3 separate regions of the Homo sapiens genome follow, and regions 1 and 2 are each linked to region 3. The links are chromatin loops, found by intact Hi-C in ENCODE. Cell type or tissue: HCT116. All regions are shown on one strand. Region 1 has its middle 590 kb from the start of ARL4A. Region 2 has its middle 130 kb from the start of CRPPA-AS1. Region 3 has its middle 110 kb from the start of DGKB.

Evidence for each region. A loop is a pair of places that touch in the nucleus more often than their neighbours do. Peaks named below come from ENCODE experiments on the same cell type or tissue, not always from the same donor. Only the 100,000 strongest peaks of a DNase experiment are listed, where the experiment ranks them.
Region 1: it touches region 3 in a loop (4-fold over the local background); 14 of 110 quality-filtered maps call a loop at or near these places.
Region 2: a loop joins it to region 3, with 3.0 times the contacts of the local background. A loop is called at or near these places in 9 of 110 quality-filtered maps.

What each region holds. Positions count from the first base shown.
Region 1 is chr7:13,276,394-13,284,393 of GRCh38, reverse strand. No RefSeq gene overlaps it. Among named protein-coding and RNA genes, the nearest start is that of ARL4A, 590 kb to the right of the region's middle. In HCT116, CTCF peaks have their summits at 1,800 (motif pointing left), 4,346 (motif pointing left) and 7,216 (motif pointing left); DNase peaks (open chromatin) are centred at 1,803, 4,343 and 7,193.
Region 2 is chr7:16,074,160-16,082,159 of GRCh38, reverse strand. No RefSeq gene overlaps it. Among named protein-coding and RNA genes, the nearest start is that of CRPPA-AS1, 130 kb to the left of the region's middle. RefSeq lists enhancers at 3,497-4,031, 4,358-5,557. In HCT116, a CTCF peak has its summit at 3,902 (motif pointing left); a DNase peak (open chromatin) is centred at 3,899; H3K27ac peaks cover 438 bases.
Region 3 is chr7:15,012,885-15,020,884 of GRCh38, reverse strand. No RefSeq gene overlaps it. Among named protein-coding and RNA genes, the nearest start is that of DGKB, 110 kb to the right of the region's middle. In HCT116, a CTCF peak has its summit at 4,605 (motif pointing right); DNase peaks (open chromatin) are centred at 3,984, 4,634 and 4,871; H3K4me3 peaks cover 786 bases; H3K27ac peaks cover 1,859 bases.

The DNA.
Region 1 (8,000 bases), 1.7 Mb after region 3:
GAAGGCTCAGGTGGCTGGAAGCCATCCCTGTAAGTGATAAACATGGCACCTTGAATAAATAAAGCTTGATTGTGGATTTGACAAGGTCTATGTGTTGATTCTCAGGTAGAAACATCTGCATTTTTAGGGCATTCTGAATGTTTACCTGTTCATTAAACAAGTACCCATTAGCTTTTTCTCTATTATAGATCATGTAAAAGGCACTGGGGATACAGCAATGAGAAAATGAAGAATAAGAACAATAATTACTCATGCAATTAGAACAGTATCACTTGCTATTACTGCTGAGAGTATCCCTAATCATCTATTTACTGAACTGTTACTAAGATTCTACTTTGGACTATGCTTTGTATTGGGCACAGATGCTACAATGGCAGACAAGGTCTAAACCCTACTGGGAAGAAGGTATGTGGCCTAATGTAAGGTTTCCAGGCCTGAATATCCTGAGAAACCCATAAGATTTATTAAATTGTAATATTTACAGTTCTACCCAAGGTATTTGTATTAAAAGAAAATAAAAATGTAAAAAAAAATTCCAGATGATTCTGACAAACTGCTAATTGTGAAATCGTTCTCTAGTCTAACAACACAAGAAAATACTAAATGCTATCCTCTTACAGAACTTTGACATTTGGAAAACATTTACCCTCATATACTTGGGCTTTTGTATGTGTTATTCCACTTGGCAAATGCAGAGTGTCCATTTTCCTGAGCAATAATATAAAATCAACATAAAATAATAAAACATCATTTTAATGTAATTTAGTTTATTAAGGCTTTATTTTTGTACTTGTGTTCTTCAACATTCCAATTTTATTTTTAATGTAGAGGCTATTGATGGTATTTACTAGAGAGATAATCATGGCAATCAACTCGACTCTGCCATATACATATGGTGTTATGCTTGTAGAACATTGAATTTTCTTGGCAAAAGTTACTTTCCCATTCTTGGACAATAACACTGGAAAAACTGCCCCAAAATTCAGCATTGTCCTTGGCACCTAAACTCAATCACTGCCCATCTATTCATAGAGATTCTTCTTTTACTTTTGTCCTGTATAAATTAGTTGCCAATATGGCCCCTCAAGATAAACGCTTGACTAAGAGGGCCAGAATTACATCTTAAAAGAGTTATCTATATTTTGATATATCAAGTTATTGCCATTTGTTGACATAATTTTATGTAATTTCTATAATTTCAGTCATCATAAGGCTGCCTGCCGTAGCATAACATTTTCCTGCCTAATTTTGACTAGTCGAGGGATGAGCAAGCATATTTAAAATAGCTATGTTACTATCCACATAGATCACTGATGTCAAAGTCCAGAATAATTTGCTTAAAAGCTGGAAATTAAGAAATGTGAAGCCATTATTTCAAGTTTGCTAGATCAAAAAAATTTTCATGATAGTGTTAACCCAGGTGCCATTTGAAACAGTTTGGCTAACGATCTTCTTAAGAGTTAAAAACGAAACAAAGTGACTTCATTGGAGTTTAATCCTATCCTTTGATTGCTGGATGCTATATTAATTTTTTCACCAGTTCAGCTGTTCCAATGTAACAAATTGGCTTTATCTTCATTGGTCAGCTTCTTCCTGTAATTCAGACAACTTAATGGATTTTAGTTCTAAATAGAGTATGGTTTGTTTCTGAGTATTAATTTCAACTTTAGTTATTGTGCAAATTATGCCCTAACTTAAAATTGAACCACATTGACCACTAAAACAGAAAAGTCTAATATATGACCCAAATTAACAAATTTTGCCCAGACAGCAAAGTTAAGTTGGCTTGATTTCCTCATTCTCATATACTATTTCACAAAGCATGTTCTCCATCTAGTGGCTGGAAAGCTCAGAGGACAAGCTTATCTCATTATTACTAATTCACTATATATTTATATATCTTTATAAGAATAAACAAATCACATATATATGACAATTGAGTTTTTATTCTTGCCTTCTACACTATTATAGGGGACAGGACAAGGATTCGGTTTTATTAACTTTACATTAACTGAGACCTTCAACATGACAAGACAAACAATTTTTTAATTGCTTGAAATAAGACTGAGAAAGAATACAGTAAGTAGATTTCTGCAGAGTATAAAATAACATAAATGTCATGTATAATTGTTAGTAAGTGCTTGTTTTTATTATGGAACCAAATCAGGTAACAGAATCCTGGATTATAAAAGGTATCTCTTGGAATCTATGTTCTTGGCTATATTTCTAATCAATTATTTGTTTATTGGGTCTGGTACTTTCTACTGGATCCACATTATGAGCAAGAACAGCTCATTTTTCCTTTCTCTACAGTTACTAATGAAATGTTCCTTTCCATTTCATCACACTACTTCAGCTCTCATTTTCTGCTAGTTGTCATGTTCTTGGAGTAGTTCTTATCCCAGAAAAAGAAAAAAAAACTTTAATCAGTAAAAATACTAAATACTATCAAAGATCATAAGAGGATATTTTATACATATATGCATGTCTATTTTTTTAACTGGAAATTTCAAAGGTTTTCCTTGACCTTGGTGAGTGCTGCTTTGGTAAAACGAATGCCTTGGGGAACTAAGTCAACTCCGAAAGAGCTGAAAATCTTCCCTCACAACACCAGAGAGGAATATTTTAGAATCAGAAGTATGTTAGGATTCATGTTCTTGTATTTGCCCATTTTACAGATGACATAGATGGAGCTAGCCCAGAGTAGTAAAAGGATGAAGTTGAGGTAAAGTAGGCTTCAGAATAAGATGTGTTCAAATACTCCATCTGCCACTGGCCAGCTCTGTTATCCCAGGCCAGTGACTTAAACCTGCAGAGCCATGGTTTCTGTTCCATAAAATGTGAGTACTATTACCTGAAGTGTAGGGTCATTATTAAGATGAAGCAAGACACAGACAGACAGACAGACAGACAGACAGACAGATGATTGATAGACAGATGATAGATAAATCGATAGCTATTATAAACACTTGGGACATGTAGCTGGCAATCTATCATCTATCTATCTATCTCAAGAGTTTATTATAGTGCCTGGTACATAACAGAATTTTTTAAAACGTAAGGTTAATTACATAGTAAGTTAAAATGAAAGACCTAGGTCTTGAACCTGTCTTAAGCCCAGATTTTCCATCATGCCACATGGTTATACATTGATCTTTTAAAGACTTAATGATAAAATGGTATTCATGAAGCTGAGTGAAGAAAGTGCTTTATAGCAATTGCTGACTTAATAAACTGATGTCTCTAAAAGTTAAATGATGAGAAAATTAAATATAGCTTCAGCAATTAAATAATTTTTTTTCCACATAGCCTAAAATCTGGCAATTAAAAAAATAATTGTTATATTTATAACTATAAAACTATAATTATACTTCTGTAGATATGTAGTATAGCTTATATATTTCTAGAGTATGTGAAAAATGCATCAGAACACCTCTCTCTCCCTCTTTCTCTCAATACCTCATTAGATAAGTTTCCATGTTAAATAAGTAGTTTCCTCAAGAAAAAATGTAAAAATGATATTTAATAATTAGCAGACATATAGAACAGTGAGAAGGACTATTAAAGAAACACATGGATTTTTTTTTTTCTATTTTAACCAGGTTTTGCTCGCTATACTACTCAATGTCATCAGGTAATGAGCACTCCCACACTTCTTTTAGGTAAATGACAAACTGGAAGCACAATCCAATGCATGTATTCATTTTACTAACATAAGTATATCTAATAATAATTAACACTAATGAAATGGATTCAAATATTTCAGTAAAAAATTACAGACATCTCACAGAGCTATCGCAAAATACAAATGTTTCCCAACAGATTTCTTCTCACTTTGACAAATCTTTGTTCTTCATATCTTTGTCTTCAAAGTCAATAAACATCTTTCTAATTGAAAGGGCTTTTTTTTTTTTTTTTTTTTTTTTTTTGGAAATCAAGGCCTATAATATGTAAGTATGGACATACACATGAAAAAAATGTAAAAAAAAAGACAACTTATTAAAAGATTCATCAAGGAATTTTATATTTTTTCTGTGAATTAGAAAAATATACAGTTCTTGAAAAATGACGCATGAGGACTCACATGTACACTACCTTAGTGCTTAACATTTGCCTAATTTCTGTCTCATTTTCTAAGTTCACTATTAAAACTGAATGAGGGTTCTAACATTCTAAAATAAACTAATATTGTACTTCTCCTTAAATATTTAGAGCTCTTTTTGTAAAATTACTTTTTTAACAACTATAATACATTAAAGCTCTGAGTATAAAATTTCACTAAGGCCATATCAAAAATTTCAGGGACCTGTTGCTAATAATTTATAAACTTATAAAAGCCAATCTCGCCATCTAGTGGTTATAGATGAGAAATATGAATTAAAAGATTGAAAGTAACCGTTTCTATTTTAAGACATTTCAAATTAGCCAAACATATTTACTTGTGCAGTTTTTTAAAAGGTACAAAAACAATTCAGTAGAGAAAAGATAATCTTATCAACAAATGATGTTGGATAGATTATATTCCATTGGCAAACAAAAAGAATATTAGCCTATACCTCACAAATTAAACAACAACAAAAAAGCCCCTGAAAAAAATAGATTAAAACACAAACACTAAAAGTTGTAGGAAAAAATGGGACATAATTTTAGAGATTTAGGGATAAGCAAAAATTCTTAGATGACACCAAAAGCTTGATCCATAAAAGGAAAAACTGAAACGTTAAACCTTGTAATTAGAAACCTTTGCTCTGTGAAAGACAGAGGATGTTTCATTCGTTAAGAGGATGAAAAAAAAGCTACCTACAGACTGAGAGAAAATAGTTTCAAAACACATACTGGAGAAAGGAGTAGCATTTAAAAAATATGAAAACTCAAGTAAAAAAACAAATAATTTAATAGAAAATGAGCAAAAGATATGAACAGCCACTTCACTGATGAGAATATGGAAATGGAAAATAAGTACATAGGAAGATATTCAATATTATTTTCCATTAAGGAAATACAGATTAAAACCACAATAAGATAGCATATGCTTTTATTAGAATGGTTAAAATAAAAAAAGTAGTGACAACACAAATCTTAGTGAGGATGTAGAGAAACTAGATCACTCATACATTGCTGGTGGGAATGTAAAATGGTACAGCCATTTTGGAAAACAGTTTGGCAATTGCTTATAAATCTAAATATGTAAACATAAAAGTCAGCATTTGCACTCTTGGATATTTATTCCACAATAATATAAATGCATGTTCATGTAAAAACCTGTATATAAATTTATTCATGATATCCCCAAATGGAAACATCTCAACAGAGGAATGGTTATACAAACTATGATACATCCATACCATGAAACACAAAGAAATGAAAAAATGAACTATTTACACATGTAACAACTTGGATACATCCTCAGAGAAATGCACTCAGTGAAAAGAAGCTGATCTGAAAGATTATAAGCTGTAGGCTTCTATTTAAATAATATTTTGGGAAGCCAAATTTATAGACTAGGATAAGTGACAGATTAGTGGTGGTCAGCACTTGGGGGTGGTGGGGGTGTTGCGGAAAGAACATGGGTGTGGCTATGAAAGGGCAACCTAAGGGATCCTTGTGGTGATGGAACTGTTCTGTACCTTGACTATGGTGAATGCACTAACCTACACATGTGATAAAACGGCATGAAATGTAATACGAGCGAACTCCAAAAAGCTCATTGAAAAAATTAAAAAACTAAAACATAAAATATAAACTTTATTTCTCAATGTAAGTTCTATCAAGTTCAAGACACTTTTGAAAGTGATGACACCAGCCATTTAGTCGATCCCTATAAAGAGCTGAGGGTCCTGGGAATTTAACCATGTCAATGCGCTCTTTTTTGCATTATTAACTGAAGAGAAATGGGTGACCTTTAAATATTTTTTAAGATTACAAACAAACACAAGTCAGACAGAGCCAAATCAGGACTGTGAGATGAATATCTAATGCTTTTCTATGAAAACTCTCACAAAATTTCATCATAGGACTGAGCAGGAGCACCGCTATGGTGAAGAAAGACTCTCTGGTGAAGCTTTCCTGGGTGTTTTTCCACTAAAGCTTTGGCTAATGTTCTCAGAACACTAACAAGGAGATGTTATCCTTCACTGGCCGCCCAGAAAGTCAACAAGCAAAATGCCTGGAGCATCCCAAAAGGCCATTTCCGTGACTTTTGCTCTTGACTGGTCTGCTTTTGCTCTGACCTCTGAGTCAAATCTTGTGCTTTGTCTTCAGAACAGTATTGGTAAGGCCATATTTTATCTCCTGTTACAACACTACAAAGACATGTTTTAGAATCTTGATTCTACTTGATTAAAATTTCAGTTGAAAACTCTGCTTGTCTGCAGCTCATCTGGACACAACAGCTTTTGCACTTACGAAGTGGAAAGTTTGCTCAACTTTAATTTTTCAATCATAATTGTGTAAAGTGAACCAGTTGAGATGTCTATGGTGGTGGCTATTGTTTGTGCTGTGGTCAGGCTCCTTCCATTAGAGTACAAACAAGATGAATTTTTTCCTCACAAATTGATGCGGATGATCTGCCTCTATGAACTTTATCTTCAACATTATATTGTCATTTTAAAAAATGAATTTGTAAACTACTGATTTCTTTGAGGCATTGTTCCCATAAACTTTTTGTAAAGTATCAATGATTTCACCATTCTTCTACCCAAGACTCACCATAAATTTAATGTTTGTTTTTGCTCCAATATTAACAAATCCATGTTGCTGTGACAGGGACTCTTTTCAAACTGACGTGTTATCCTACGTAATGCCTTAAACTAGATCCTGCTCAGAAATGTGATAATAAGTTACTACAAGTTTATTTTGGTGCAAATCCATTCATAGTTTTTTTCATAATACACATTTTCCATGAACTTTTTGAAGACCACTTGTATAACCTCCACTCCTACACACACACACTCATGTACGAGTAAAACTGGGAAAGCCTGAGTAAGAACAGTGGATTATACCAATGTTAGCCTCCTGATTGTGATACTGTACTATAATTTTGCAAGATACCAAAGACAGCAAGATACCATGTTAACATTGGGGAAGCAGTATAAGAAATGCACAAGATATTTCTGTGTTATTTCTTCCAATTGCATGTGAATCAGCAATTATCTCAAAATAAAATATTTAATTTTTAAGAAAAGTGATTCTGCCACCTGGTGGCTGCAGACTAGAAATAAGATTAAAGGGTTAAAAGAACATGAGTTAATTCCTATTCTGGGACAATTAAAACAATCTAACATATTTACTTGTACATACATTTATAAACAACATCTTGAGAATCCTCATAGACCACCTGGGAAAATTTTGAAGAAAATTTAGATAGAGGTTATCAGGTTAATATACACATGAATGACCTACCCCCACCAGCTGCTAGGCATATTCATAAAGTTTATTGAAACCTGTAAGGCCTGCAGAACCATAAATGTCACCAAAGAACACATTAACAGCTACTATTTCCAAAGATGCCTAGCTAACCTACAGAAATTGTATAGGTAATAGGTAAGTAATAATCAATATGCCAGTGCTTTATATTAAAAGAGTAACTGTTTTACAGATACATTTTCGTACATATTGTTTAATTTTTAAAAAATTCCAGGGAAATATATGAGATGTCAGTCATGTGTAATTGTTCAAGCAACAACTGAGGTCAAATCATTTTTTTAAATTTTCCTTTGGGAGGGAACATCATCTTTGGTGATAAAAGAAAATCATCTGTTAACCTCAATGCTGCTTAAGATATTATTGAGTCGATATGTATATAGTTGTTAATTTCAAAAGTTTTAAAATATCTAGCATTTTACCAGCGTATACTATAAACATGCCATTTTGATAGGTATAGGAAATGGGTGTTGGGGGGAGTTATTTGCTGACTCTGGTGAGATAAGTTATATTTTGGTATTTAAACTCTATATAATTGTTGCAAATAATTTTGTTTTATTATAAATGTACAGCTACTT
Region 2 (8,000 bases), 1.1 Mb before region 3:
AAAAATGCTCGTGTCCAACAAGTGAAACACAAAATAGTGTGGATATTGATACATTTCCCTGAGTCTGGATTGTTTTAGCCACAGTCAACTGTAACATTGTAATTTTAGAAAATGATTTTTTTCAAAAATATGTTTAACTGGGAGAAATATTTTGTGACTTGAATAAATTCATACGACTTCACCAAGGAACACAAGCATGGGCAACATATGTAAAATACAGACTCTGCTTTTTTCTTTATAAAACCTCTGTGATCTTTATTATGGTAAAAAAAGTATCTTGGAGACAAATGAGTTATTTAACCATAATTACCAGTAAGTTGTGTCTTACTTTTTACCAAATAATTTTCACATTATCTGATGTAACTTTCTTGAGAACTTACAGTTACCCATATATTACAGAAAAGCCTGAGCCTCATGGAAGCCAAGTGAAGATCCTGAAATTACATGGCTAGTAAGTTGCATGGCCAGTACCCAAAGCCCCTATTTTTTGTATTCTCCCTACACTGCTTCATATCAATTAGGATATAAAAGTGATTCTAAAAAATAAGAAAATAATCTGATGACAAAATATATATTTAGAGTCTACATATTCAATTGTGTTCCAGTTTTTTTTTATTTTGGTTCTCATGCTTCTATGGGCTTCAGGCCAGTTGGCAGTGTCATTAGCAAGAGATGTGTGCCTCTTGGTCATTAAGATGAGAACTGCGTAGCAGACCAAATCCTGGTTCCTAATTATTTATTGAGCATCTCTTATGATCAATACCTCTAGGTTACATGGAAATTCTATAAAGCAATTAAAGTCAGGATTCCCATTCTCCTTGATATGTTTTCTGGAAAAGTGATAAATACACAATTTATGACAATGGAAAGTGGTATATGCTAAGAGTGAAGTAAATGGTATTGTTACATAGCCATAGAAGCTCAGAGGAGAGAACTTTCCAGAATCTGATGTGCAGAGAATACTCTATCTCTTTATGGCCTTAGTATTCAAGGTGTGGTTTAGGCTTCTACTAAATTCCTTCCCTAAACTTTCCTAGAGGGCGACATATCCTCTTGATATTCACATAGCACCAGTGGACACCTCCACTTTGCTGATTACATTCCAAATTTCTCTCTTTATGTATCTCTGTTCACTTTTAAGATGTAATCTCCTTCAGGCTAAGCATTAAGTTGTACCTATGTGGTTAACTCCAGCTTTCATTAAAAGTCACTTGCCTCTTTTCCCTTACCCAAGTATCGTTTGTATAATCTAATGGATTTTGTCTTTTACACCAGAACCAGCAGCACCTGTAAATTTAGGCTTTTCCTGCTCTCTTTCTGTATTAGTCAGTTCTCATGATGCTAATAAAGACATCCTCAAGACTGGGTAATTTATTTTAAAAAAAAAAAAAAAGGTGTAATGGACTCACAATTCCACATGGCTGGGGAGGCCTCACAATCATGGCAGAAGGCTAAGGAGGAGCATCATGTTAGGCAAGAGAGCTTGTTGGGGAACTTCCCCTTTATAAAACCATCAGATCTGTGAGACTTATTCACAATCATTGAGAATGGCAGGGGAAAGACCTGCCCCCATGATTTAATTACCTCCCACTGGGTCCCTCCCATGACACATGGGAATTCTGGGAGCTACGATTCAAGATGAGATTTGGGTGGGGACACAGCCAAACCATATCACCTTCCTTCTGAAATCTCTGAGGCAAAGAACTGTAAAACCAGGCTACAAGCTTTCAGTAGAAGGGGGAGGATAAAGAACAGGGCAAAATAAATGAGTAATCAAAGTAGTCCTGCCTTCTGTATATTGCGTAGTAAATGAGAGGTACAGATAATGAATGCCTCTGTTTTCAGTGCAGTTTTCTCTTCCCTCCCAGACCCACACTGCCTCCTAATGACTATTGCATGATCTCCAGTCCTGTATCTTTGTCTACTGAAAAACATGCTTATACTTGCATATCTTTTCAGTTAGAAAGAGACTATGTTTTCTCCCCCAAGCTTGACTTGTTCCCCACATTCTTGTCTTTGTTGATGTTACTGGTGCTCACTCTTGCTCTGCTGCTTTTAGAGTTTCGGACCCTTTTCTATTTTCCTTCTTCCCTATCCAACCACCTAGTTTTCTTTGAGCTATCCCTCAAATCTAGGCTGGCTTCTTCACTTCTCCTTCCATCATTTCCATCTACACACTCATCGCAAGCCACTCATGCCCTACATGCTTCACACTCCAGCAAACCACTTGCCATTTCCTGACCAACACTGTCTTTTTTGCCTTGTGCCCTTGAATGTGCTGTGGCTGTCTGATGTGGCCTGTTGTTATCTTTTTACACACATTTGTTTCTTCTTTATACTTATGTCATATTTTATTATAGAACTTACAGTATTTTAACACTAGACAACTTAAGAGGGCATATCGATGCCATACAGATGTTCTTTATTTTCTTTGAATCTAGAAGCATAAACGTTGGTGACAGGTATAAAAGAAGTTACACATGCAGGATCAATATGAAATAAGCCTCCCCAATTTTTTTCCCTTCATAAGCTCCACAAATAATGCTCCCCTCACTCTACATTCCTATTCCATGATCTTCAGTAACTCTCTACTTATTTCTCTAGCAAGTAAACCCATCATTTTTCCTTTACTGTATATTTCATCATTGTAGTCCACCTCTATATTTGCATTCTAGTGCTACCTATAAGGCCAACATTAGTCCTGCACCTTCAGTGGAATCAGACCAGTTGCCTTCCTGACCACATACCCACGCATCCCCTTCTTCCGGTTGCACTTTGACTGATGGCCTTGCTCTTACTGGGAACACATCACCTGCCCTCTCTTTATTCAATTCCTATGCTTCCTACAGTATTTATTCCTGTTGCTGCTCAACTAGCATACCTTCTCGGACCTTTCCATTATTTTGATATTTAAAGGCTGTAAACTCACAAATCCACACTGTATACATGCTGACTTGGGATATACTAATTAAATGTAGCATCATTTCTCCTCAATTTAAGAACAAACAACATGTTTTGGTTTACAACAGGTTTTCTGCAAGGCCCTGCCATGTTTGAACACACAATGAGCATTCATATATATGCAGAACATTGATTTGGTAGGAATGAATCATTAAATGATTATCATCTTTGAGAATATGGTGGAAGACACTTTTACTACCAGCTGACTCTTATTTCAGGTGCTGTGCCTAGATGCTTTCTGTACTGTATTTCATCTAATGGCATTCATTTCATCTAATGTTCTGCTGTGTGAATTAGAATCAATATTTACATAATGTGAATTATTTACAATAAAATTCACAATATTTACATAATATGTAAATATTTACACAATATGTAAATATTTACACAATATGTAAATATTTACACAATATGTAAATATTTACACAATATGTAAATATTTACATAATATGTAAAATATGTAAATATTTGTAAAATACTGTGTAAAATATGTAAATATTTACATAATATGTAAAAATTCACAATATTTACATAATATTGTGAATTAGAGTCAATATTTACATAATATAGCTGATTTGTTTTGGTAATTTTACTTCTTAGGCTCTGTTATTGTGATAATCTGTGATTTTTATTTAAAGTTGGGCACTTAAATGTATGGGAATTTAACATTCTCATACAAAGAAAGGGAAAAGGACAGAAAGGAAGGAAGTCAGTTGTCAAGCCATTCATGAATGGCCCCCAGCACCTGATCAAATGAGTACTGATGAAAAATACTTAAAGCCCTGTGGCAACTGGCGTTTGTGACAGGCTTTTAAAATACACACTCTCCTTTGAAGTTCACCTTTTTTCTTCAGGTCTTTCCTGAGGGACACAAAGAATTCAAACAAACACTAGAAATCCTCTTCATGTATCTGCTGCTTTAATGGAAACTAAGCTCCACCTGGTGGTAGAATGGGTTTTTTGTCTTTGGACTTCGGCATGTCCACTGAGATGCATTCAGCAGGGAAACAAAATCTGTATACATCTAAACATACGCATACATTGATGTGTTATGTATGTGTGATTTTCAGATGTTGTCACAAAAGTTGTGAATTATGCTTATTCTTGTGCTTTATTGGCATTTAAAGCAAGGCATTCAGCATTTGCTTACTATCAATGTCTCATGATGTTCAGGCTCTCAGCAGTGACCAGAATGATCTTACTGTGATAATCACAAAATCTTGCCTCTGTTTCATGTTAAGATTGTTTTCAAAAGGATTTGACTTACACTTTGATAGTAATAGTAGTTTATGACTAATAAAAATGGAGAAATGCTTGAAAATATTAACTCAAGTAATAGTGCTGGTTAGTACAACTCTTAATACGTGACTATGTCTTTTCTCTCTCTCATATAAGAGCATTATTGTGTTGAGTGACAGAAGTTTGTAACATTTAGCTTTATAGGAACTAGAAGCCCTCCAGCTGGATTTAGCCCACAGATCTGTTGTCAGATCTGTGTTAAAAATACAAAATAGGTGTTTACATTTGCAAATTGGGGCATTTCATAAAAATGCAGCCATCTAGCAATGACGGGCCTTTTTCTTTTACTGAAACACTGTCTGTTCTGTCACACAGGCTGGAGTGCACTGGTGTGATCTCAGCTCTCTGAAGCCTCAACCTCCTGGAGCTCAAATGATCCTCCCACCTCAGGCTCCCAAGTGTCTGGGACTACAGGAGCCTGTCATTACACCTGGCTAATTTTTGTATTTTTTATAGAGACAAGGTTTTGCCGTGTCGCCAGGCTGGTTTCAAGCGACCCTCCTACCTTTGCCTCTCAAACTGCTGGGATTACAGGCATGTGCCAATGCGCCCGGCCAGGGGATCTTTTTCCTTCAAGGCAAGTGACCTCAACCTGAAGAGTAGCTAGCCTTTTAAGAAGCGGCACTGATATGGTCAGGTTTTTTGTCCCCATCCAAATCTCATCTTGAATTGTAATCCCCATAATCCCTACAGGTCAAGGGAGAGACCAGGTGGAGGCAATTGAATCATAGCCCAGGTGGAGGCAATTGAATCATAGCCCAGGTGGAGGCAATTGAATCACAGACCAGGTGGAGGCAATTGAGTCACAGGCGTGGTTCCCCCCAGTCTGTTCTCACGATAGTGAGTTCTCACGAGATTGACGGTTTTATAAGGGGTTCTTTCCCATTTCACTCAGCGCTTCTCCTTCTTGCCGCCTTCTGAAGGAGGTGTCTGCTTTGCTTTCCGCCATGATTGTAAGTTTCCTGAGGCCTCCCCAGCCATGCTGACTGTGAGTCAATTAAGCCTCTTTCCTTTATAAATTATCCAGTCTCAGGCAGTTCTTACAGCAGTGTGAGAATGGACTAATACAGGCACAAACTCTTATTATCCGCAGGCCCATCTACCCCTTGAGGTAACACACACTGCCTTCTTCACTCATTATTGCCTGATTTCTGTAGTCACTCACATTTATGACCACTGTATTTTATTTATAATGTCTCTCTGAGAAATTTTTAGTTTAGCACAAGGAGAAAATGAAATGAGTTAATAACCATCAAAAATATGAAAGAAAACCACCCAAATGGTATTCAATTGCTTTCTCTATAGTTTTTCACAACGGCCCAGTGGTGCAGTAGGTATATTTCAAATAGTATGATAGATATTTAATTAAATTTGTATTGTTTTAAGCCACCAGGTTTGTGGTAATTTGTTATGGCAATAATAATAATAATAAACTAATACACCAGCAAAGAGAAGTTTTGAAGTTTGCTTCCTGAAGTTCTTATGAGAATATTTTTTCAATATGTAAAATTATAATACTAAGCATGCAAACTGCCTACCATTCCCTTCCTTGTGCTACCTATTCCCTTGAGAATTACTTTTCTAATCCTTCCCTACCCCTGTATAGCAGGGAGAGAAGGTCATGGTTAAAGAACTGTACTTCTGTAGCATGGCAAGGAGGGCAGGCCATGGCAAATAGGAGAACTGTGGTAAGAGCTAATCATAGGGAGGAGGTTTCAAAAGATAAACTTTCTTTTTCCTGAAGATTGCCATAGTCTCTGGATAGATTAAGTAGATGTTTAAAATGACATATGGATATGTTCTCGAAGTAGTAGAAGTGATTTTGCTCATAGTTTTTCTAGTGTGATAGAAAGGCCATATCTACTGGTGTCCAGGTTCAGACTCATAGTATGTAGATTATTGAGAATAAAGTAGGTTAAAGGGATTGAGGAGAAAGCATAGTTAATTGATCTGTAGTGGGGAAGTGGGAATTAATTGAGAGAGTTTAGATATCAAGATACTGAGAATTTGTAAATAGAACTGGATTTAAATGTATATCAAATATTTACATGTAAATACATTGCAGAATGTTCTCTCCAATTTGGAAATGCTCCTTTTATAGCAAAAAGCAGTCTGAGTCAATACTCTTCCAGCTTTATTATGGATATAATATTTAGAAAATAAAAGCATAAATTTGTGTAGCCTTTCCAGGCCCCTGCAGATGACCACCTTAAGAAGAGAGAGTACATTTTAACCATAATCACTTTGTTCACATTATTGCTGTTTCTTCTCTGAGATGCATGATATTTGTTAGCAAGACCTTTCTGTTGCTTTTGAATGACAGAAAACTACTGAACCACCTTGCAACCTACTAAGAGAATGATACTTTAAAATGTTTCCATGAGATTATGGCACTGTAAGACCCCTTTGCCGTCTGTATACTATCACTGATAAGCACACTGACTGTCAGGTATGTGATGGTGTAGGGGGGATGATGCAGTTACACATATTCACAGTCAAGCCTCCAGATGCAGAAATTCATGGAAATAGACCTCACAGTTGGCTACTCCTGAGAATATGCCGGATTTGCACAGAGAAGTCCAGGGATACTAACTATGCTGCATTTAAATACCATCAGCTGAATAGGTCAGTAAACTGATACTCTAAAATGAACACTTAAATACAGCTTTCCTATAGAAAAAAAAGTTCATGTTTGAATAGAGACAGGGTTTTACTCTGTCTCCTAGGCTGCAGTGCAGTGGTGCTATCACAGCTCACTGTAACTATGAACTCCTAGGCACAAGTGATCTTGCCGCCTCAGCCTCCTGAGCAGCTAGGACTACAGGCACGTGCCATCATGCTTGAATAATTTTTAAATTTTTTGTAGAGGCTGGATCATGCTGTCGTCCCCAGGCTGGTCTCTAACTCCTGGCCTCAAGTGATCCTCTTGCCTTGGCCTCCCAAAGTACTGGGATTACAGGTATGAGCCACTACCTCTTGGCTGTTTTCTTTTTGTTATCAACCCATGAATAATTGAAACCTGTCTCTAAACCTCTATCTGGTTGTCCTTATGGATTTTTTTTTTCACTTAACTAGAATACTTAGTGTGTTTTAAAATATCAACCTGACAATACAATCTAGGATGGAAAGTTCTCACATTATGTTTTTAATTTTTTACCATATTTTTTTTTGGAAGCACAACAAATGCCAGTGTCACCATTTATCTTGGTATTCATGTCATTAAACATAGTAGTTGCTCAATATATGGGTGAATGAAGTAATAAATGGATACATCCATCTTTTCCATTTATTGGCACATATTCTCACTTAACCAAAGGATCTAAAGTTGCTGCCACTTTAGCTGGTCTCAGTTTTACCCTGGGCTTCTCAGAGTGTAACTTCCCTAAGCTCAAAATGGTTCTAGAATTTAAAGATAAATATTTTTCAATATGGCCTCTAAACGTTAGCCAACTTATGTAATCTAGTGCTCAAAGAAGAAAAATTCTTTTTCCACACAGAAGGAAAATAAAATTGAGGAATGGTATATTAGTCTTCAGATGTCAATTTTTAAGAGATTTGTAAAGATTTATGCGTGATTTCCCTCATGATGGCTGATATTTTAAAGCCTGAAGTTTCCCATACCACTATTCCCTCCCAACACATGGAAAATATTTTTTAAGTTCTTGGTGCTATAATTCATATTATTAATACTTGCTTTTCTATATAGAAAATCAGCTGGGAAGTTTGTTAAATATGTTGCT
Region 3 (8,000 bases):
AAGGCTGCAGTGGAATATGATGCCACCACTGCACTCTAGCAAGGATAACAGAGAGAGACTCTGTAAAATACATAATACTTAAAAAAAAAAAGGATTTGGTTATTCATCACAGTGAAGTAGACCCCAGGAAGAGTCACACCATTTATAAGCATCAGGATCTTAAACTGTATTATGAGCCCTCTTCTCACTTATGTCTATGATACAGGTTGGACACAAGAGAAATTGGGCCTTCAGGCTTCATCTATTTTTCCCTATTTTTCTCCTATTTGTTTACCCTCTTGCGACATGAGTAAACAAATATTTCTCTACTATAAAAAAATTTCATCTATAGTAGCTGATACTCAGCCTCATTGTGGAGGAGACAATGAAGTGTGGTGAATACAACAAGTGCAAGGATATAAGCCCTATGGAAGAGGCACAGGCCTCACTGAGCTCCAGGTGACTTGAGGTCATGTGAAAATGCAGAGCTGCTATATTAGTATCAGATCTCATTTTAATATGAATTCTCCTGATTTATAAAAGTTGATGACTATTTAAAAATTAAAAACACAGCAACATATTATATAGCCCAGTGGGACATATCTATGAGCCAGATTTTCCCCACGGACAACTAGTTTATAAATCTGTTCATGACTCTAGACTCTTATCCTCCTCTTGAGCTCCAGATTCACATTCAACTGCTCCTAAATTTTCACCAAATATCTAAAACTGATCATGCTTAATATATCTAAATCAGAGATTTTACTATTTTCCTTAATTTTTCCTATCTCAGGAAATGGTTCCATTATCAACTTAATAATCACTTAATTGTAACTTTTTTCTATTCTTACCCATAACTCAATCCACCAACAACTTATGTCACTTCTAATACTCAAAAGATAGCTAGAATGCATCTATGTTTCCCTGTCTTCACTACCACTAATCTTTGCTATAATTTTATACTCCTAGATTAATACAATAACCTTTAGATTGGTCTCTCTGCTTTGATTCTTTCTCCTTTTTGATCTACACTCTGTCAGCAGTGGAGAAATATTTGACAATAGTAAGAAAAACAACAGCAACAACATTTTTCCTCCATATATCAGTGACTTCCATTGCTGTTGAAATAAATGCCATAATTTTCTCTATGGCCCACTTCTTAGTAACTCACTATTACCACCATTCACTATTCTTGAGCCACATAAGCCTTCCTTCTGCTATTGAAGAAGTCAAGCTGTTGTACCTCTCAGGATCATGGTGTTCGCTTCTCTCCTGGTGACTGGCTCCTGCTCTATTTCATGTCTCAGCTCAAACGTTTCCGCAGCGAGGCATTTCCTGACCATCCTATCTAAAGTAACCCCCTCCACTCCGTTTCTCTCTGTAACATCGCCCTATTTATTTCATTATTCTATTAATGAATATTGATAAAATTAATATTTACATTGTATTTATATTACAGCTTTATTTCTTTCTTTACCAGCATTAACTCTTCCCAGCCCAGCCCTTTGCAGTGTAAACTCTATGAAGGCAGAGATCTCATCTTTCTGTCTTGTTTGCTATAGTAGCCATAGTATCTAGCCTGGCACGTGGTACTTTCAGAATAAATATTTGCAAGAATAAATGGTTTGAATATCTATGGAAACACACTTAGCATGAGCACCTCACTATTTTGCAATGAGTTTTAAATTTATAGCATGTTCTATGTTATCTGGACCTGCCTACATTCATCATGTCAGTCAGCACCATCCTTCTGCTCTCTTTTGAATGAGTCATGTAACTCCCTCACTCAGTGTCTTCATAGATGTTGTTTCTTCTGCCTTTAGTGATCTCTTAACTCACGCTCCTTTTAGCTAAGTCTTCCTCATTCTGTTATCCCATCAAATCTCAACTGAAAGTTATTTTGTCAGTGAAGCTTTCCCTGCCTGACTTCCATCCCACCTCCTGAGTCTTGCGTAGGTTTCCTCCAAAATGTGTTTTTATGTACCTTAAATTTGTATCTCTATCCAATTTATAATTAACCTATCTTATTGATAGCAGCATTTGTTTACCATCCTTAAGGACCAAGTCTGTCAAATTTACTGCAACCTTATCAGCTTCTTACAAACTTTCTAGAGCAGAATTGAGACTAAATAAGTGTATTAGTCAGGTTTCTCTAAAGGGACAGAACTAATAGGATAGATCAATATATGAAGAGGAGTTTATTAGGAGAATTGACTCACACAGTCACAAGGTGAAGTACCACAATAGGCTGTCTGGACACCGAGGAGCCAGGATGCCAGTCCGACTCCCAAAACCTCAAAAGTAGGGAAGCTGACAGTGAAGTCTTAAGTCTGTGGCCTAAAGCCCGAGAGCCCCTGGCAAATCACTGGTGTAAGTCCAAGAGTCCAAAAGTTGAAGAACTTGCAGTCTGATATTTGATGGCAGGAAGCATCTAACCTGGTAGAAGATGGAGGCCAGAAGACTCATCCAGTCTACTACTTCTATATTCTTATGCCTGCTTTTATTACAGCTGCACTAGCAGCTAATCAGATTGTGCCCGCCCAGATTGAGGGTGAGTCTGCCTTTCCCAGTCCACTGACTCAAATGTTATGTCCTTTGGCAATACCCTCAGACACACCCAGGAACAATACTTTGCATCCTTTCGTCCAATCAGGTTGATACTCAATATTAACCATCACAATAAGTATCCATTATGTGTTTGCAGACAAGAGGCAAATGCAAATTTAGAACTCATGAATCTGTCATTCCTGTTCTCCCACGGTACAATTAATTAACATTAACACAAATCAATTTGTATGACACCGGCTGTTATCCTCACTTACTAATACAGGATATTCATTCTCTGAAAAGTTATCTTCCATTATTTTTTGGAGGTCTTGAGGGATTTGCATGTGTGATCATGAGCCATTTTCATCAGCCATCATGAAGTCGGCTGTTTTGTCTCCTCCTCTTTGACCCATTGCTTTCTTAATATTTGTCACCAGCAGTCATGTGTAGATACCGTGCCACTGTCTTCCAAACTCTCAACAAGACAGACTTCCATTTGTTACCCTTTAATAACATCACCAATCTCTGCCAACCTCCATGCCACTGCTGCTCTGGAAGTGTTGGGTGAAACATTTTGTGTAGACTCACTCTGTTGAGTAACATACAGAAAAAGAGGGAGGGCTCCTTCCTTTCTCCTGAATTATACCTCATGAAATAATAACACCTTGTATTCCAGTGTTCTGAAGATTTTTTAGAGAAGAGTTTGATAATTTATTCATGTTATTTAAATTCATGGCTACCTTTTTTTAAATTGAGGCATAAATCCATGAGGCCCTGAATGAGATACAAGTCTAGAGACTGTTCCATGCTTTTCTCATAATTACTCTACCCTTCTGATAATTGAGGCTTAGACGTGGTTCAAAAACAGATCTCTCTCCAAGGAGAGTCTTTTTACATCCCTTAGACACATACATATCTAGAGAACAATTCTCAACTGTTTTCTGGACTTGGAACACAACTGAGGATTCCCACACCTCCAAATTTCAGTAAGGAAACAGACATGGCAGCCAGGCAGTTTCAGATCTGTGTTCAGGTCTAATGGGAAATGTTTTGCAATTCAAGCATGATGATCCACCTGGCATTGCTGTGTGTTGTGACACTGTACAAAGGCAAAACAATTAGTGTGGTTTTTGCATCACAGATGTGGCAAGGGGCCTAGGGTACAGATATAGCAAATCCATCAAAATCATCAGGGATCCCAGCCAAAACCTCTTTCTTTCTCCTTTTTCCCATACCACCACTGATGATTCCAAGGAATTTCATATGCATATAAATGGAGAAAACACTAGTGTGAGCCTAAGGACTAGGAATGATGAGGAGTCTGTATTTCTGCAGGAAACGTTCTTTCAATGTGCACAGTGACTAAACTTTTCCATTGAAAAAATTTTCCACCCGGATAAATCTGCCACACTTTATGAGCAAATGCAAAACAGGATGATAGACACTGAACAGCCTAGAGACAGCCTGACCTGCCTTTTATTGCCTTCAAGGAGCCAATTTGAGCTCTGAGCAATGAAATGAGTCAGTGCTTGAGAAATGTAGAAACACCAGGTGAAACTTCAGAAGAGGTTTTTTGTTAAAATGCAAAAGGTTTTTTTTTTTTTTTTTTTTTTTTTGGTAAAATCAAAGTCTTATTCTTAGGAAAATTAATAGATACAGAACCACCCTGAGAGCAATTGTTTAATTCAAGGAGAATAAAAATCGTTAAGGAAAGCATAGACTGAAGAAAGACTTTACCATTTCTTAGACTTTGTTTGTAAAGAGGAACCAAAGGGAAGAATGAATATAACTGGAAACAAAAAGCATTGCTGTGAACAACTTACTTTAGCACAGAATTTCTATGTATTACTTTTAAATACTTAAAATTATAGTAAGATTTAAGAAAGTATCCACATAGCAATTACAACTACATGCGTCGCAATGTCTTTGCTGATTTTTATCACATGCAACAGTGCTGTAAGCTAATACTTCATGTCAGTGATGAGAGATTATAAGACAGCATTATTTACAGTAGGTATCATTGTATTTATTCGGATGTGCACAGAAGCTGGGACTCTTGTTGTAATTAAATAGAACTCCCACTAGGGGGGGCAAGAAAATAAAGCTCAAGGCCCTGTGTACAGGCACCTTTCCAACCAAAGGTACGCTAGATACCAGACGAAACTGCTCAGTATTTATTTATTTATTTTTCTTCCTGGTGAATCATTTGCAGCCTGCTTTTCACTGTGGGAAGTTTCTTTCAGATTTATTTTCTCTGGTTTTTCAGCAGCTTTCTTTGGTTGTAAATCCATGCTGTGGTTGAACAGCAAAGCAATATTCCAGCAAGCTCCAACAGGGATATATTTTTCTACAGGATTTTTAAAACCTCGCACACTCAGTTTCAGCACAGCCTTCCCCGGTTCCTTGCCAAAGGTAGCACTCTGGTAACTGAGCCTGAAGCTGATAGAGGGATAAAATTAGATGAGGAGGGACACACTGCTAAGGGAAGCTTTTGGAACTGCTTATTGACTCAGAAAGATAAACCGGGGAAGCAGGCAGGTCAGCACAATAGAATGTAATTAACAAATGCAATTAGCATCAGCGCATAAATCCCTCCCCCTTGACATTCTCCTTTGTATTGCCAAGGCAACCCAGGCAGCCTCCTCCTTTCCCACCTCCTCCATTCCAGCAACTCCAGGCTCCCCGCCCTTCTCACTCACTGACTTTGCCCTTGGAGTTAATTTTAAGTAGGTCGCACCTGGATTAACATGTGTGTGGGTGGAGAATGGGGAAGATGGAGGAGTGAAGGAAAGGTGAGGAGAGGGTTGACCTAGGTTTTGCAGTTGCAATTTTTATTTTTTGCTGGTTTACACTGTTTTTGGAATATAACCCATGCCAGTTTGGGAATATTTTATTACTATTTGTGACCATCAGCTGGTTTGAAAAATGCCTATCTTGTCATCTATCCAGTTTGCAAATGGATAGATGTACACTGAGGCACTTCACTCTGTGCTCTAAGTGTACATATTCTACACTTTGGTGTGTCATTTCAGCTAGTTTTTTGTCAGAGAAACAATGTTTCAAGTTAATTTTCAGAGCCACTAGTAGCCAGAAAAGAAATGAAAAGCACTAATATATATATAATTTATTATATTAATATTTAATGTTGAATATATCTATATAATATGTATATTTGTATATGGGCAGTAGTAATATCTGAGTGAGAGGTGCTGTTGAAGGCAAAAGTGGGTACTTTAATTTTTATTTAAATAGTTTTGTTTTTTATCATTTTAAACAAACACATGATGCTTTTTAAAAACACAAAACTAATCCAAAAATTAAAATAAAATGCCTTTAAAAATAAAGATATTATGATCAGTTGGGAAAAAAAGTTATAGAATATGAATGAAGCAAATAACTCCAATAACTACAGAAACCTTTATTGAATGTTTTCTGAATGCCAGGAAGTATTTAAGCACTTATTTGAGTCGCAAAAAAAAAAAAAAAAAAAGGAAATAAGTATTTTTATCCCATTTGTTTTTCCAGAGAAGGGAGCTGAAAAACAGATAATTTGTCCAATATTTCTTAGCAGTATAAACCACCATGTCATAATGCCTCTCATATTAAAAATTATATTACAATTTGCTCATGACATTATATTAGTTGTATATTCCTTTAAGAGAGAAATTACAGAGGAAAGGTAGGCAGCTTGATAACATTAAACATAATAAACCCTCATGTCAATGTGACTTTGGTGTCCTGAATAATCTTATGGATTTTGGAGTCAGCTAGAAGTGAGCTCACATCCAGGCTTGACCCCTTAGGCTTGGTAGGCTGCAATCTGAGCCTCAGTTTCCACATGTGAAAAATGATCTAGTAATAGGCATCTCTCTTCCCATGTGCCCACTTCCCTTTAGGACCTCATTTCACCCACACCCACCACCACCCTGATTTTAGATACTGTCTTCTTTTTGATGAGGAAGGAAAGACCTGATAAACTCATTCAGATAATACTTTAGTTTCATAATGCCTTCTCTAGAGTATTGGCACTAGTTAAAAAGATCCAACCAGGAGTAAAAATACTTATACCAAAGGCATGGTTTATTTATGAAATATTGTGCCTTCCCTAGAGTATTGACACTATTTAAAAAGATCCAACCAGAAGTTAAAATACTTATACCAAAGGCATGGTTTATTTATGAAATATTGTGGGGATGAGATCCTTAATGCAGCTACACCCTGATTTGTACTCTCTTAATTATTTGCATTTTCTATTTGTTCTGTGGTAAGCAGGTCCCAAAGTTAAAGGAAGCTGAGAGGCTGGAAAAAGAGAATGACAAGTCTAGTTTATGAGAAATAAACATTTAATAGAGACTTATGAATAGCAGCCATAGACTTGGGCAGCGGTGAGATACGACGATCTGCCTCACTATCCCCGAGACTCAGGGCTTATATACTATAGGGAAAGGGATATGTACAGCAATTGCTTAAGGGCTAAATTTATGGTACATACACTAACGTCAAAGTTGTTTTGACCTAAGGGCAGGAATTACAATAAGTAGTACATGCTGTTGCACGAGGAACAAGGGATAGAATAGAAATCTTAGAGGCATTCCTGGAACTGAGGTTAATCAGAAGTCAACATGGTGAGGCAGGGCAAGGTGGCTGACGCCTGTAATCCCAGCATCTTGGGAGGCCGAGGTGGGAGGATCACTTAAGCCCAGGAGTTTGAGACTAGCCTGGACAACACAGGGAGACCCAATCTCTAAAATATTAAAAAATAAGAAGAAGTCAGCATGGCAGATTAACATCCAAGATGGAGTTGCTTTAGCCTCCCCACTACCTAGGACTTAAATGTAGTTTTCCAAATTAGTCATATATGTATAGCACATGCAGAGATTTAGAAATGCTGGGAGACTTTGCAGCACACTTCACATAAACGCAAAGCCTTTCCATAAGGACAAGTTCACGTGGATGACGCAGCCACAAATCAGGCCCCTCAAATTTTTCAGCTGCTTTTTCCTCTAGAGGCTATTTTATGAGGAAAAATTATATATCGAAGACTCCTGTTTCATTTTATATGGTGCCCTTGAATGTGAGGTTTAAATGGCTTATATAACTCAAAGAAAAACCTGCTGTCCTCAATGCAGACTCTGGACTTGAGAAGTAAACAGCTATTAGTCCAAAAGGGACCCATATCGCTTTCCTGGGTAGGATACCTGCTTCCAGACTCCAGGAATCGGAAACTTTCCTTCAGCTATGTTCAGGCTACCACTTGTTAAACACCAAAAACAACGTGTTAAACACCCAGGAAAAAAAAAAAAAAAAAAGTAAGTGGGACCTTCTGTGCAGACAGGGAATTTGGTTGTATGCCCCAGCTGCTTGGTTGGTGCCACAGGGTTTGGCAACTTCCTGAGAACAGATTGTAGGAGAGGAAAGTTTGAATCTGGAAGGGACCCTCCCACACACACGCTTGGGAATCCATCTTTTTAGCT